Linked DNA regions of Homo sapiens: region 2 is linked to region 1. A link is a loop called in an ENCODE intact Hi-C map of the cell type or tissue named here. Cell type or tissue: heart right ventricle. All regions are shown on one strand.

Region 1 (8,000 bases):
AGACAGAGCAAGACTCAGTCTCGAAAGAGAGAAAAGAAAGAAAAAGGGAGAGAGAGAGAGAGAAGCAAGAAAAGGAAGTTTTCATGCCTGATGTGGTGGCATAAGCGGGCATGGGAGTCCTGACAGAAGGTGTGGTGGCGACCTCAGAGAGACGTGAGGCAGTCGAGCTGTCTGGGGTTGACAGTGGGCCTGGGGGTTGAACAGCAGGGGCGCGCTGGCAGCGTTTTCTAAGAGAAGAGACTTTCAGAAGAAGCTGCTTGGGGAATATGAGGCCATGCGTTCGTGAGTGGAGCTGGAGCTTGTGTGCCTGGAGAAACTGGAGTGGAATGAAAGAGGAAGTAGCCCACAACACCATTTTTATTGTTCCATTGTTTGGTAGAGCTCTAGATTATCCAAGCAGCCACTGCTGTTGGACATTTAGGTTATTTTCCTCCCATCAACCATGTGAAAGCGTTATGAGGCTACCTCCTTGGCAGCATTTGGTACTTTTCACCTATTACGATGATTATTTTTTAACTTCTAGCCATTCTTCTGGGTATGTAGTATTTCCTCATGGTTTAAGTTTGCATTTAGCTGATGAGGAAAGACGATAAGCACTTTTTCATGTGTATGACTCATTTTTTTAATCTTCCTTTGTGAGGTGTCTCTTAAATATCTCTTCCATTAAAAACAAAGAAACAGAAAACAAACATCCAAAAAATCCCCCAAAACAAAAAACAGAGGAACTGGCCTCGCCTGGTGGCTGACACCTGTAATTCCATCACTTTGGGAGGCCGAGGCAGATGGGTTATTTGAACCGATGAGTTCAAGGCCAGTCTGGGCAACATATTGGGACATCATCTCTACAGAAAATCCCAAAATTAGCCAGGAGTGGTGGCACACACCTGAAGTTTCTGTAGCTACTCGGGAGGCTAAGGTGGGAGTATGGGTTGAGCCTGGGAGTTTGAGGCTGGAGTAAGCAGAGACGTCACTGCTGCACTGCTGCCAGGACAACAGAGCAAGACCCTGTTCCAAACACACACACACACACACACACACACACACACACACACACACCCCAAACATGTGTCCGCACATGGTCTTTCGTCTGTGCACATGTACCCGTGATGGCCCTGTGTGTCCACATTTCCTCCTCTTATAAGGACACCTGTCAGATTGGATTGGGGTCCACCCTAGTGACCTCATTTTAGTGTGACCACCTCTTTAAAAGCCCTATGTCCAATACAGTCACATTCTGAGGGAAAGAGGGTTGGAGTGCTAAGATGGATTTTGAGGGAAACGTAATTCCACCACAGTAAGACCTTTCAGGCCTGAGATCTCCAGGTGAACAGAACGGCAGGGTCCAAACTGCAAAGGGAGGCTACGGGGGGTTTCAAAAGTGTCACCTTTAGGCTAGAGGTGGGAGGAAGTGATCTTCTGGGGCTGCTTGGCTGGTTGTTCCAATGCGTCCAGGAGGAGAAACCGGGTTGGCGCTGCCTTTGCCGCTTTGGAAGGCCATTCGGATTCATTTCCAGTGTTACACATTTCTGGAAGTGATGCATACCCAGGCCCTGGGCACAGTTTGGGGACCCACTCTGTGACCACAGGCCAGCCACTCCCATCTCTGAGCCTGTTTTCACATCAACAAGATGAGAGGGTGAATGAGATGATCTCTAAGGTTCCTGCTGGCTCTAAACTCTCAGCTTTCCTGTCACTGAGTTTCGCCCTGTTTCTAAGATTTCTGCTGAATATCCTGCCCTTCAGCAGAGTGAGTGAAAGCCAAGATAAAGAGCCAGTTTTCTGGGATGTCCTTCTTACAGGTGGAGAAGGTGGCCCATGTGACAGAGATGGGGCACTCACCCCCAAACGCCTCCCAGCATCCCCCCTGGCATAGCTCTTCTTCCTACCTCTTTGACCCCCTAGAGCCTTGGGCCTGGGGCACAGCAGGAGCTCACAGCTGTCTGTCATGAGAGTCATTCCACCGCTGGCTCAGCTGCTCTGGGCTGGGGCAAAGCTGGCCACTGTCTCAGAAGGACCCACATGGTGTCCCAGAAGACAGGGAGGGCCTTGGGAAGACTGGGCCCTGCTTACTCGTCTCAGGACAGAGTCTGGGTAAGTTGGCCAGAAAAGCCATTGTCATCATTTGAGCTGCCCCAAAGATAAGAGCTCAAGGAGCAAAAGTGCAGATTGGTATAAACTGTCACAGTGTCCTGGAGGGGGCCTCTGAGGTCAGTTGGACAAATGCCCACAGTGTCTTCTGGGGAAACCAGGAGTTGAAGGCTGTGCTGCCTGTGGGCCTCCCCCTCTGCTGTAGTCTCTGGAGGGAGGAGTGGGTGAGGAGGTTCCTAATCTGGGTCCTATCTGGAACCTCTTTCCTCCTGACTCTAGGTCCTGAGTTTAAGACACCGGTTTTCCCCTCTCAGCAGGGGCCAACTGGACTCCTGCATTCATTTCCGCTCAGGATTGGTCTGCACAAGGCCCTTCTTTAGCCTTTAAACTTATCCATGCCTTTAGGCTCATTTATCTGTTCCCTGCTATGCACACACTCAGTCATCCCCACCCCCATGTCTGCTGTGTGAGCAGGGCTGTGCTTGCCAGGGCACCTGGGTCTGTGAGGCTGCGGGCGCCTCTAGATCATCAATCTCGGCCTCGTCTCCTTTTTCCCCACTGGAATCTCTCGGCTCATCCACATGGCTGCCCATCCCCAATGACGATGCTCGTCCTGGCCCCACCCCCAATGACGATGCTCGTCCTGGCCCCACCCCCAGTGACGATGCTCGTCCTGGCCCCACCCCCAACGACGATGCTCGTCCTGGCCCCACCCCCAACGACGATGCTCGTCCTGGCCCCACCCCCAACGACGATGCTCGTCCTGGCCCCACCCCCAACGACGATGCTCGTCCTGGCCCCACCCCCAACGACGATGCTCGTCCTGGCCCCACCCCCAACGACGATGCTCGTCCTGGCCCCACCCCCAACGACGATGCTCGTCCTGGCCCCACCCCCAACGACGATGCTCGTCCTGGCCCCACCCCCAACGACGATGCTCGTCCTGGCCCCACCCCCAACGACGATGCTCGTCCTGGCCCCACCCCCAGTGACGATGCTCGTCCTGGCCCCACCCCCAGTGACGATGCTCGTCCTGGCCCCACCCCCAGTGACGATGCTCGTCCTGGCCCCACCCCCAGTGACGATGCTCGTCCTGGCCCCACCCCCAGTGACGATGCTCGTCCTGGCCCCACCCCCAATGACGATGCACGACCTGGCCCCAGCCCTGGGGGTTTCTTGGGGACATCCTAGGTGTGATCTCACTGGGTCTGGGCTGCCTCTCCTCACTGCCTCCTAGGAAGCCCCACCGCCTGCTCACTCTTCAGTCATCAGGCTCTGGCTGCGTCGCCCACACTTTCGGAACCAGCCTCTCCCCTCACCGCCCGGGGCCCTTCCTTCGCCTCCTGAAACAGCCTCCCCGGCCCTGCACCTAGTGTGGGTTTGGGCAAAGCCCCTGCATCCTTCTGAGCTCAGGGCCTGCCACAGGCCAAAGCCTTGGCCACCCCCGACGCTGCCCCCTGCTCCCTGCATTTCTGTGCTGGAGGGGCTGTGAGCGTGCGCTACCATGGCCAGGGTGCTATTATTTCACTCTGCCATGTGTGGAGTGTGGGGTGTCACCCTCGGGTGTCAGCTCAGGACCACACAGGCCCTGGGACAGGGATGATGGGAGCACGGTTGCCAGCTCCAGGGAGGCCCAGACCTGCCTGCCTGGGTCACCCTCATGTACGTCCCAGTCTGTTAGTGACCACAGTGGGTCTTCGGGAGACAGGCAGACCTCCCACACCCCTGAAAGTTGGGCCTGGGGGATGGCTGTGGGTTAGAGAGGAGGGCCTCGCCCACAGGGACCTCGGGCCATGGGCACTTCCCCGCTGCAGCCTCTGCCCTGCAGCACCCCCTGGCTCTGGGTGTGGCTTTTGAGGTCCCCACAATCACACCCATCCTCTGCCTGCAGGTGTTCCCCACCACCCTCCCATGAGCCCCTTCCCTGCACCTCCCCCAGGCCGTCCTCAGCGGGGCCTCTGCTGATCTTCTCCGCAGTCAGTAGGAGCTCCCACGGGGTCCTCCTGGGCCGACCTGTGCTGCCGCCACGCACCTCACTCTCTTTACTGTTGCCAGCCCCCTGCAGTCCATACTGTTATTATCCCCATGTGACAGATGAGGACACCGAGGCACAGAGAGGCTGGCAGCCTTGCCAAGGGCAGCAGGAGGGAGGCTGGAATAGTCTGGACCCCACTCCGCTCTCTTTTTCACCTACACTAGATCTGTCTGTATGGCCACATCCCTGGCTATTTCAGCCCAATACGATGGCACAGGTCACTTAAATAAAAAAGAAAACAAACCAATAAACAAACATAAGCGCCTGCACCTGCCCCATGCTGTCTGTGCTTTCTCCTCTGGTTGGGATCGTGGCTCTCTGCTGCCCTCCTGTGGCCGTTGGTTTTCCTGGGTGGGGAAGGGTGCTGGCCTCATTCACAACAGCAGATACTCATTCCTCCAGGGTCAGGCTATGGGGCTCAACGTGATCAGGACAGATCTGAGCCCCGTGGTTATGGAGATGCCAGCTTAGCTTTCATACGTGACACAAACACATACACAGTCTTTCCAAATGGAGGTGTAGAGCAATTTTTAAATTTAAAATTCATGTTTTATTTTTAATTGTTCTAGAGATGGGGTTTCGCTATGTTGCCCAGGCTGGTCTCAAACTCCTGGGCTCAAGTGATCCTCCTGCCTTGGCTTCCCAAAGTGCTGGGATTACAGACATGAGAAACCCTGTCCAGCTGAAATGGAACATTTCTAATCTGTAGAGATAGGATCTCTCTGAGTTGCCCTGGCTGGGGTGCAGTGACACTGCAGCGTCAGACTCCCGGGCTCAAGTGATCCTCCCACCTTGGCCTCCCCATTATCAGCTGGGATTATAGGAATGAGCCACCATGCCTGGCTTCAAGCAATTTTTTATATTCACACACACACACAAAACATTGACCTAACTGATTGCAATGAAGATTTGTCACATCTATGCCCCAAAATCACCCAATAAAATGAACAGACAACTTGATGGGAAAGGATTTGGTAAGGTAGTTGGCAAAAAAAAAACTGGCCTTGAGCATTTTAAACTGTTAATTATAAAAAATGTCAGGCATACACAAAAGTGAAGCAAGTAACAAAAACTCCCATGTCCCCTGGCAAGATTCTTGCTTCTTTTACTCTCCTGTGCTTTCACATGTTTTCTTTTTATTTTTTGTTTATTTATTTATTTACTTATTTATTTTCGAGACAGGCTTCTGCTCTGTGGCCCAGGCTGGAGTGCAGTGGCATGATCATGGGTCATTGCAGCCTCAGCCTCCTAAGCTCAAGCAATCCTTCCGCCTCAGCCTCCCAAGGAACTCAGCCTCCCAAGTAACCACGCCCGGCTGATTTTTGTACTTTTTGTAGAGATGGGGTTTCACCATGTTGCCCAGGTTGGTCTCCAACTGCTGAGCTCAAGCAATCCTCCCACCTTGGCCTTGGCCTCCCAAAGTGCTTGGATTACAGATGTGAGCCACCGCACCTGCCCCCCCCCCACATGTATTTCCTCTCTATATTATTTTCTTACAAATCTCTAACAATTACACATCTCTAAGTTTGCAGTTGCTCACACTGAGACTAGTTATGCAACTCTTGTTTCATAAGGAGCATTGATTAGTGAACTGAAGTGTGTGCCTGGACATAAGAGGACCCTGTGGAACCTTTTTGTGACATGGAACTTACCACATTTCTGGGTGCTAGTGGCGTTCAGTAGATAATTTTCAATGGAATTCCCTGGTCCTTGTGCGGGAAATGAATTAAGGACATCAAGCCTATGCCAATGAAATGCAATTAAAATGAAATAGGAATTTCCCCATCATGGGACTAGATAAGGTAAAGGCTGGTGAAACTTTTGCTTGGGTGATTATGATCCAAAATTCTGCATCACGGAAGGGGGCTGGATTAAGTTTGCTCTAAATTTTCTTCCAGTCTAGGGGTTCAGTGGCTATAGATAAAGAGTTGTGGTTGAAACACTCAAGGTACTTACGGGTTGAAGGGTGCAAAATCCCAGAGAAATCTGAGTGGGCATGAGGTTAATCAGGGATGCTTCCTGGAAGAGAAGAATTTGGGGCAAATAGAAATGTGTACAAGGCAAAAAGATATGATGAAAATGAGGAGAATACACAGAAAGATATTTGATATTATAGAGCTTAAATTAATTTGGTAGGTTGGGCATTACCTAAGTGATATCAGCAAGTGGTCACAGAATACACTAAGATCCATCTACACAGTGGAAAATCTTGCAGCCCCGTGACTAAGGAAAGTTACTTCTATTTTCACCAGTCCTTGGAGACACCTTTTCAGGCAATTAAACCCCCAAGGGAAGGAGCCTCCTCCGAAGTTGTTTGCTCATCTCAGCTGCGCTGACAAACCAGTCTTTCCCATGGGGAGGTGAAGAAGAAAACTGGACGATGAGGCAGGGACTTACCGATTTGAGCCCTAGCTTCCTCTCCTGTAAAATGGGCATAATATTTTCACCACAGAATGTTTCCTGTGAGAATTAAGCTGAGTGGACAATCTAAAGTCAACCACGGTAGGCCCTGGGTGCCACTTCCCTCCACCTCTCCAAAGCCTGAAGCCCAGCAAACACCTCCCTGGGGTTTAGTCTAATCCTCAGGACCAGTTCTGGCCTCTTTTCTCTCCGCCTTCAATGGAGATATTTTTTTTCCATGAAAAGAGAATTTTACTGCAAATAGGACAGGTACAGAGCTTGGAAGGATGGATACAAGTCCTGCAAATAGTTCACACTGAAATTCTGAAAATAGGTTTTCAAATAGCAGATGAAATTCTGTCACCATGCTCCAGTCTTCATTCCCCGAAGGGGAAGGAGTTCAGCCAGTTTTCTCCTTACAGAAGCTGAGCTGACACAGAGCAGCACACACTGCTAGGACGTGGTGAGGAGACAGCAGGCTTGGGGGATTTCCACTGAATACACAAGCAAGCATGTCTCTACCCTGTCCCTCATTATCTCAAAGACAACTTGTATGCTTTTAATACGTCTTTATGAAGTTTCCAGTGTGAGGAGTAGACATTCTCTAAAGAGAACTATAAAGGCTTATTTTCTGTCATCTGTAAGTTGTTCATTTAAGACCCTAGGGTTGGGCTACAACTGTTGTGAGACATCATATAAACATCATGCAGGTGGGATCTACGTCTACACATAGATCACAGAGCGAAGTCTCCCACAGAGTAAGCACAGAATAAAACATTAGCAAGGAGAGTTAGGAGGCTCAGCTCAACGTCTTCTTCTAGTAGAAGTAATTCCAATTTTAAATAATGAGTGACAGCAATCCCAATGTCTTATTTCTGCACAGTGCTGATTTACAATGTCCTATATTCATTTTCAATGTATAGTGTAAAATAATTAGTACACAAAAGATTGGGAGGAAAAGTTGTTTCTTCATCAGATAAAAAGTACTGATGTTGGCTGTGCGTGGTGGCTCACGCCTGTAATCTCAGCACTCTGGAAGGTGGATTGCTTGAGTCCAGGAGTTCGAGACCAGCCTGGGCAACATAGTAAAACATTGTCTCTACAACAATAGTGGATCCCTTACTAAAAAATTAGTCAGGTGTGGGGCACGCACCTGTAATCCCAGCTACTCAGGAGGCTGAGTTGGAGACTCACCTGAGCCCAGGAGATCAAGGCTGCTATAAGCCGAGATTGTGTCACTGCACTCTAGCCTGGGTGACAGAGTAAGAACTGAAAGAAAAAGAAAGAAAGAGAAAGAGGAAGAGAAAGAAAGAACGAAAGAAAGAACAAAAGAAAGAAAGAAAGAAAGAAAGAAAGAAAGAACTGATGTAGTGTTTAAAAAGACCTTCCAAGTCTGAGGGTGTCACAATCATCATAATTCACGAGGAAACCAAGACTGAAAATGAGAGAATTATTAACCCGACATCCCTGGAGCTAA
Region 2 (8,000 bases), 110 kb after region 1:
CTAAAACGAAGCACTCTGCAGTAAGGAGGAAAAACAGACTGAATGCACACGAGTGGCAGCGATGGATATTAAAGCATGATGATGCATACGGGAAAAGCAAGGAACATCACAGAACCATAAATGTCACTTACATGAACTAAGATGCATATGCATACATCGATATTCACATTTTGCAAGAATATATACAAAATATATACATTAGACTGTCTGCATTATGGGTGAATAGAGGGAGGTATGCAGAGAAGTATTTACATGTACAGCAACACACTCATGCCAGAACCATGAGTCTGAGTCTTGGAGGATGGGCACCAGGAGTCGAGGTAACTCTGATATGTAACCAGGATTGGAACTAGTGGTTTGCAGTACACTTAGTCCTCAGGACAGAGTATGACCTCTACCCAGTGACATAGATTAACACATGCTGTGTGAGGCCACGGAATGCAACCAGAATGAAGCCTGATTGGTTAATCAGGTGAGTTGGACTGGGGTGCTCAGATATAAATGAGGAGGAGTCAGAGAGAGATGGGTTCCACTCACCAGCCTGGCCTTCAGCCCGTCTCCAGTCTGAAGCAACCAAGGGAAAACAGGAAATTAGCACATCAGGACCCCAAGCTTCCCTGCTCACACATCACATCTTGCACCCACCCTGTCCCGCACCCCCCACCACCCACATAGCCAGCAGGGGTCCTGCCTGGGCATCATACCTGGTTGGGAGATGAGAAGAAGATATATGGGGAATCAGATGCAAAATGATGAATGAGGAGAAATAGTTCTTTTTTTTTTTGAGACAGAGTCTCGCTCTGTCGCCCAGGCTGGAGTGCAGTGGCGCCATCTCGGCTCACTGCAAGCTCCGCTTCCCGGGTTCACGCCCTTCTCCTGCCTCAGCCTCCCATGTAGCTGGGACTACAGGCACATGCCGCCACGCCGGGCTAATTTTTTGTATTTTTAGAAGAGACGGGGTTTCACTGTGTTAGCCAGGCTGGTCTCGATCTCCTGACCTCGTGATCCACCCGCCTCGGCCTCCCAAAGTACTGGGATTACAGGTGTGAGCCACTGGACCCGGCCCTGAGGAGAAATAGTTCTAAGAGGGGTCACTTACCAAGCTCTGTCTGAAGCTTTTCTGCAAGCAGAACACACAAAGAAAACTTCAGCCTGCAGGTGGGTGGAACCATCTTCCCAAGACAGGCCACTGGGAAGAGCTTCCTTAGTCTTAAGCCACTGCTAATCACAGCTTCATTTTTTTTTTTTTACAGCTTCCTCTTTGCCCCTTCATTGCCCTCAAAAAGAGGCCCATCTGCAGGACTCTTATGCCTCATCCTATCTTAGCTCAAAGGTGGAAATCTGCACACAGCCTAGAAGGGATACCAGATCTTAGTACTGACAGGCCTCTTCCCAGGGTTGGGGTTGTTCCTTCTGCCTGAAATCACAAGCTTCCTGGGGCGGAGCTCCCGCCTAAGTGCAGGCACTGAGGGCCGCCTACGTGAGCCTCACGGTCACTCACCGGGTGCGTTATCTGAAGGACTGGAAGGACATCACACCCAATTATTTCCCCAAATAATTACCAAGGACTCCAACATTTTGCTACTAAAAATGCATTCCTTTGATCTGTCCACCCAATGTCAAGCTCTTTCAAAAGTAAATGCTCCTGGGAGAGGCATTCATGCTATAGTGTTATGACTTACAATTCAGACTATAGCCTTAATGACTTATTAGGGCTATGTTTTTCTCATTCCCCTTGAAGGGCGAGGTAGACTGCCAGACAAGCTTTCCCAACCTTACAGTTTCATCTGAATTGCCCCCCCAACCCCAACACCATGATGGCCTTTTCCTCCATTCCCCCTCCCTTGGGTTCACTCTCTCTTCCTCTCTACAGAGACACATCCCATGGTTTCACGTCTCTGAGTCCCTCTGGGGAGAAAAGTGGATCTGAGAAATTATTTCCATTTTGGTGCAAATTAAAGGTGCCACCCTTCCTAGTGCCATTTGCATTAAAAAGAAAAGGATATTTTAAGAAGATGAACCGGAGACAGTAAACGTTTTATGATGAATTTTAACTGAATTGTCTAATTTGCAGGGGAGGAGCTGGCAGGGTCTGTGCAGAGGGTCTCGGGCAGCTGCACGGTGGCAGGCAGCCATCCTTTCAGCCCCTTAGCAAGGGAAGAGGTGGAGGCTCACAGGGATGGTTTAGAATTAGATAGTTGCCAGCCGCTGTCCAAAGGGAGCCCCTCCTCCCACTGCACAGGCACAGGGTCCGGCTGACAGGCAGCACTGTGGCCCCGCACCCAGAACTTACCCAGCTCTGCAGTGAGTTTCTCTAGAGAAAAAAAAAAAAAAAAGATGAAGAAAAGGGGAAAGACTCTCAGGTTGGGGAATGAGGCAGACAGAACAGATGGGTGAACACTGAGGCCTCACCTCCGATGCGGCACTCCCACCCGCGGTGGTCTGCGGGCCCAGGCTGGGCTGGAAGTGAGGCTCCAGGCAGGGGATGGGGAAGTGCGCACCCTTGGCTGCCCTTCTGCATAGGAGGGTGACCCAGCGCCCTCCCTCCTGCTAGTGTGAAAATCAGGGTCGGAGCCTCCCAAATCTATTAGCTCGGCGGAAACGTTAAGCCCCGGACACTGCCTCACGTAACTGGGCTGTTTTCTCGGTGCCTGACCGCCGCTTCCTGACCCTGTGCGGAGATGTTGCGCATCCGCCCGACTCCCTGTGCGCTATGAAAACCTGGACGAGGTGGCGCTGGCAGCAGAGACCCTGGTCACCGCTCCCTCTGTACAGTGTGATGTGAAGCTCCGAGGGCGTAACGACAGCAGCCGGTCAACCCTGACATCTGTGCACTAGCCTCCGTGGAAAATGCAGCCGTTCCGCACCTCCGCTTTTGTCCATATGAACGATCTTCCCCCTTCCCCACCGGGGTCACCGATCCCCGTTCCCCGGTGGCCGCCCTGACACCTCGCGCTGGAATAAACCCTCGTAACGGGACCCACAGCCTTTAGATGACGGCGGGTTTTGGCACTTGGGCAGGTGCGTGCAGAACGCCCTGTCCCCGCTCACCTTGTCTCTTCTCCGCCTGCTTCCTCAGCTTTTCTGAAGGGAAACGGGAGCGGAGAGGGCTGAGTGCGCGCCCCCGCCCCTTCCAGGCCGCCTTCCCGCGCCGCGTCCTGGGGGGAGGCGCCTCCGCGGCCCCGGGGTTCAGCACCGGCCGGTGCCCCTCCCCGCCCCGCCGCCCGCGCCGGTACCTCGGCTTCTCCGCTGCTTCCGGAGGACGCCCAGCGCCAGCGCCGCGAGGACCAACAGCAGCGGCAGGGTCGCGACGAACGCGCTCTTCCACGCAGAGGCTCCGGGTACGAACACGTCTGGAAAACACCCGCGGGGGCCGTGTCGGTCCAGGCGCCGCTGAGCACCGAGAGGCGAGACCGGCCTGCCCGCCGCGTGCCGGGAAACCTCCCGCGGGACCTTCTCCGGGCGCCACCGCAGCCGCCTGGGAAACGGGCGTGGAGCGGGAGCGCGCGCGGCGGAGGGGGCGGGGGCGCGCGCGGCGGAGGGGGCGGGGGCGCGCCGCGGGGCGTGCGGGAGGGAACCGCGCCCCAGCCCGGCTCGAGGCTTCTGCGGCCGCAGCGCCGCCCTCGCCCCGCGTCTTCCCGCCCTCGCCCCGCGTCCGCAGGCGGGAGGGTCCCAGGGGCTTGGCTGGCGGCGGATGTCCGGGGAGCTCCTGCTCGCACCCGCGCCGTCTGGTCCGCAAGTCGTCTCCTCGCTTGTTTGCAAACATCCGGCTTCTCCCTCGGTTCTTACCACGCTTTTGGAAGAAGTGAGAACCGAACCACGTGCGCGCGGCCTCGCAGCTCCCACGTCCCTCCCGGCTCCCCAGGGAGGACCCGCCCGCAGGCAGGACGTGGCCGGGGGCAGCGCCGACAGCACCAGCGGCGCAGGGACGCGCAGAACCCACCGGCCCTTCGCAAACCCTGTGGCGGTTGAATAGAGTAACTTTCTGTCTGTGTCATCTAGTTATTAGAAAATGGTGCTTTTATCTCAGATCTTTAAAAAATGTTCTTTTTATTGTAGTAAAATATACGTAACAACCTTTCCCATCTTAACCATTTTTAAGTGTACAGTTCAGGGGCATTAAGTGCATTCACCATGTCGTGTGCAACCATCACCCCCGCCCATCTCCAGAAGTTTCTTCATCTTTCAAAACTGAAACTCTGTACTTATTAAACAGTAATTCCTCTTCCCACGCCCAAGCCCCTGGCGCCCTCCGTATACTCTCCATCCCTGTGGACTTGACTCCTCTAGGTAATCCCACATCCGTGGAATCAGACGGCATTTGTTCTGTGTGTCTGGCTTATAAGTGACATCAGTGGACTGTGGTTTTTAATTTTGTTTTTCTAGCAGTGCATTTTTATTGTATGGTACAAAAACACTGGGTCACAATGGATTGGTCCTCACAACAGATGGTGTCTGAAGCAATGGCCTGGGGTCAAGGGCAAGGGCTCAGGGCGGACTGTCTCTCTGACCTGTGACCCTCCCCCTCGACCCTCTGGCCTCCTCGCTGTTCTGCCAGCAGCCGGCAGTTTCCCTCTCAGGCCCCTGGCTTTGCCCTTCCCGCCACCAGAATGCCTTCCCAAAGGTATCCATGTGAGTCACGCCCTCTGTAGAGGGGTCCGCGCATGCAAACATTTACCCATCTAAAAATTTTTATATAAACTTGTTTCATAATAAATATCAATAATATAAATTAAGATTTATATTAAAAGCTAAAAAGAAAATATTGGGTTTTTCCTGGTGCAAAAAGAGAGACTCTTTCCTCTTCCCCTCTCTTAGTTCATTTTCCTTAGAAAATATATCAGTTCTTTCTTTACAACCCAATAATGTTTTCCTTAAGGGCCACTTGTTTGAAATGTAAACATAAAAGAGAGAGCACTGCCGTGGAGATCCCTGTCTCATGGGAGTTTAGCTTAGCTGCGTGGCTCCAAGTTGTATGCCCTAGACGTATCACATGCTTGATTTTTCCTTTGGTTAAAGACAGTTGGCTCACACAGATGGCCATCCCAATTCCCACGGAATTTAGAACTGCTGTGGTAAGCGGTGTTGCCAGGTCCTCCTACTTGCAGACAAGTTATCATTTATCTTGAGAACATGTGTGCATTGGCTTGTATCTGACTGACTATATCAAAGGGGGAGTTTTTTTCTGTTATAATAAAATAGCTTTTGATTTGGACTCGTGTGAAAAGTGGCCCGTATGTTGGGTTTGTCCTTAAAATGTAAAACAATTAGAACCATGAACTTGAAACCCTTCAGTGGCTGCCTCATAATAAGACTTTAATAATGACCTTGCCTTCAGCTCACTGCCTACACGCCCACTTCCTGGACGTGCCTTTTGTAATCTGTGGACATGCCTCACTGCTTTCAGCCTGCTTCATTTTTCTCTACGGCACCTACCACCTTCTTCTTGTTTTTTTTTTTTTTGTTTTTTTTTTGAGACGGATTCTCGCTCTGTTGCCCAGGCTGGAGTGCAGATCTCGGCTCACTGCAACCTCTGCCCCCCGGTTCAAGCGATTCTCCTGCCTCAGCCTCCCGAGTAGCTGGGATTACAGGCGCCTGCCACTATGCCGGGCTAATTTTTGTAATTTTAGTAGAGATGGGGATTCACCATCTTGGCCAGGCTGGTCTTGAACTCCTGACCTCATGATCCACCCGCCTTGGCCTCCCAAAGTGCTGGGATTACAGGCGTGAGCCACTGCACCCGGCTGCACCTACCACCTTCTAACGTGATGTGACAGGATGCACTTCTTTTGCTTATTGTCTGTATCCCCCACTGGCATGGGGACCTGAGGGTAGGGACTGGGGTCACGTTGTGGAAACTCAATACATACTGTTTGAGAGACAGCATTACGAATCTATTGGCTCCCATGATGCCTCTGATGAGCAGAGTTGATGGGTTTTAGTGTATGGCCTTAGGCACAGAAAGGCGGGCTCTCTGGGGCCTCTCTCACTGACTGTTTGGGTTCTCAGTAGCGTTCTTAGTGTGTTCCTAATATCCAAGGTGCTGACTTTTCAGGTGTCAAGGCCAACACACCCTATATGCAGACAGGCGCAGTACCATTGTGTCTTTATAGACTGCCTTTGGGCCAATGTGTATGTACACATGAGGACTAGGAAGATGGGTGTGAGCTAACAGCCACTGACCTGCTATCTGGACCACCAACTCTTTCTTCTGGCTCAAGAGGAGATTCTGGATGGAGACGGACACATTGCTGAGGGCTCCCGCTCGGACAACCACAGATGTTTCCAGACTGAACAGGTCCTGGGCATCCCAGACGATGGCTTCAAACTCTGGAGGCAGGCACTGTCCCTGGTGGTCTCTCCACTGAACCTTAGGCTTGGGGTACCAGCCACTGGATCTGAGCCTCAGCTGAATGCCTCCTTCCTTGAAGCCCTCAAGGGAGAGGTGAGGGTCTGAGCCCAGCCCTGGTGGAGGCAGGAGGAGTGGGAAAGGTCAGGCTTCTTCTGAGAAATCACGCATAACATTCCTGCCACTGTTCAGCATTTGCAGTCACCATAAAGCATCATGAAGTGTGACTGCTATTAAGACGTGTGTGGGCTTGGCGCTCCCCGCCCATGGACGGGAAATGACAGTCTAAATCAGTGGTAGCATGTGGGGACAGTAATGCCCCTGAGGGACATTTGGAAATGTGAAGGGGGTCATTGGGTGGGGAAGGGCTCCTGGCATTTAATCATGTTAGGCAAGGGACAGTTTCCCTAGAATGAAGAATAGCAGCACCCTAAATTCTAATAATTAGAGTTGTGACTCTTCTCCTTCTCTTGAATTCCCCCAGAGCTCTAGTGCCTGCATTATACACACTCCCTTATCTCTCCATCCTTGTGGAACTAGCATTATATTTTGAGTATGCAAAACATTAATGTGGCATAAATGCCAATGCTGTACAGAAATGTGTATCAGGAAAAAAGCGCCATCCTTCCCGTCATCACACCTCACCCTCAGCGGCCAATCTCATCAGCTTCTAGTTTATCCTTCCTATGTTCCCTTTTGCAATGTTTCTCCTTCTTTCTTACAAAGCAAGTGTATGTTATCGAACCTTGCATCTTACTTTTCTCTCTTAACAATACTAGAAATCACTCTGCATCCATTCAGAGACCACCTCATCATTGTTTCAGATGCATAATACAGATTACTCCATTGGGTGGATAGAGCATACTCAGCTTTTATGCTTGGACATTTAGGTGGTTTCCACTATTTTGCAATTGTTTTTAAAAAGCTTTACAAAGATTAAACTCATACATATGCTTTTTTCATATTGGAGGTATCGGAGGTGGAGTAAGTTCCTGGAGGTGGGATTGCTGTGTCAGAGGGTAGCCACACAGCTAGTCCTCTTAAGTATTACCAAATTTCCCTGTCCGGGAGCTTTCCAACTTTGAATTCCACTAACATAGTATAAGACAGCTTTCTTCTCCATAGCTCCATTAACAGTACATGGAAGAGCTTTTGAAATTTTGCTAGTCTGACAGTTAAAAAAAAATTGCATTTTGACATAGCTTTGATTTGCCTTTCTCTCACTATGAGTAATTTTGTTACTCAATATATTATATATTATATATATTATATAATATATATTATTTTTATATTATATATATTTATATATCATATATATGATATATTATATAACTAATATAATTATATAATATTATATAACTAATATAATTATATAATATTATATAACTAATATAATTATATAATATATAACTATATAATTAATATATAGCATACTATATATATCTATATCTATATATATAGATAGATATATATATAGATATATATATATATTTCAAGACAGAGTTGTCACCCAGGCTGGAGTGCAGTGGCAAGTCAAGCTCACTGCAGCCAGATCCTTCCACCTCACCCCCCTGAGTAGCTGGGACTACAGGCACGCACCACCACACCTGGCTAAGAGATGGGGTCTCCCTATGTTGCCTGGGCTGGTCTC

What was found. Peaks named below come from ENCODE experiments on the same cell type or tissue, not always from the same donor. Only the 100,000 strongest peaks of a DNase experiment are listed, where the experiment ranks them.
Region 2: it touches region 1 in a loop (2.6-fold over the local background); 13 of 110 quality-filtered maps call a loop at or near these places.

The regions. Positions count from the first base shown.
Region 1 is chr5:181,155,925-181,163,924 of GRCh38, reverse strand. OR2V2 (olfactory receptor family 2 subfamily V member 2) reads right to left here. Exons shown (of 2, transcript NM_206880.2): 2 at 4,640-8,000. Among named protein-coding and RNA genes, the nearest start is that of TRV-AAC1-2, 4.2 kb to the left of the region's middle. RefSeq lists silencers at 82-376, 1,956-2,298 and enhancers at 2,159-2,328, 2,499-2,788, 3,363-3,542, 2,963-3,718, 3,719-4,475 and 1 more. In heart right ventricle, CTCF peaks have their summits at 4,260 and 4,460 (motif pointing left); DNase peaks (open chromatin) are centred at 2,582, 3,354 and 4,444; H3K4me3 peaks cover 378 bases; H3K27ac peaks cover 424 bases; H3K27me3 peaks cover 2,826 bases.
Region 2 is chr5:181,048,553-181,056,552 of GRCh38, reverse strand. BTNL9 (butyrophilin like 9) reads right to left here. Exons shown (of 11, transcript NM_152547.5): 4 at 6,184-6,465; 5 at 3,237-3,353; 6 at 3,052-3,084; 7 at 2,294-2,314; 8 at 1,100-1,120; 9 at 538-564. Among named protein-coding and RNA genes, the nearest start is that of MIR8089, 9.1 kb to the right of the region's middle. RefSeq lists an enhancer at 2,579-3,143. In heart right ventricle, no CTCF peak of the experiment used is centred here; a DNase peak (open chromatin) is centred at 3,845; H3K4me3 peaks cover 4,352 bases; H3K27ac peaks cover 6,425 bases; H3K27me3 peaks cover 7,304 bases.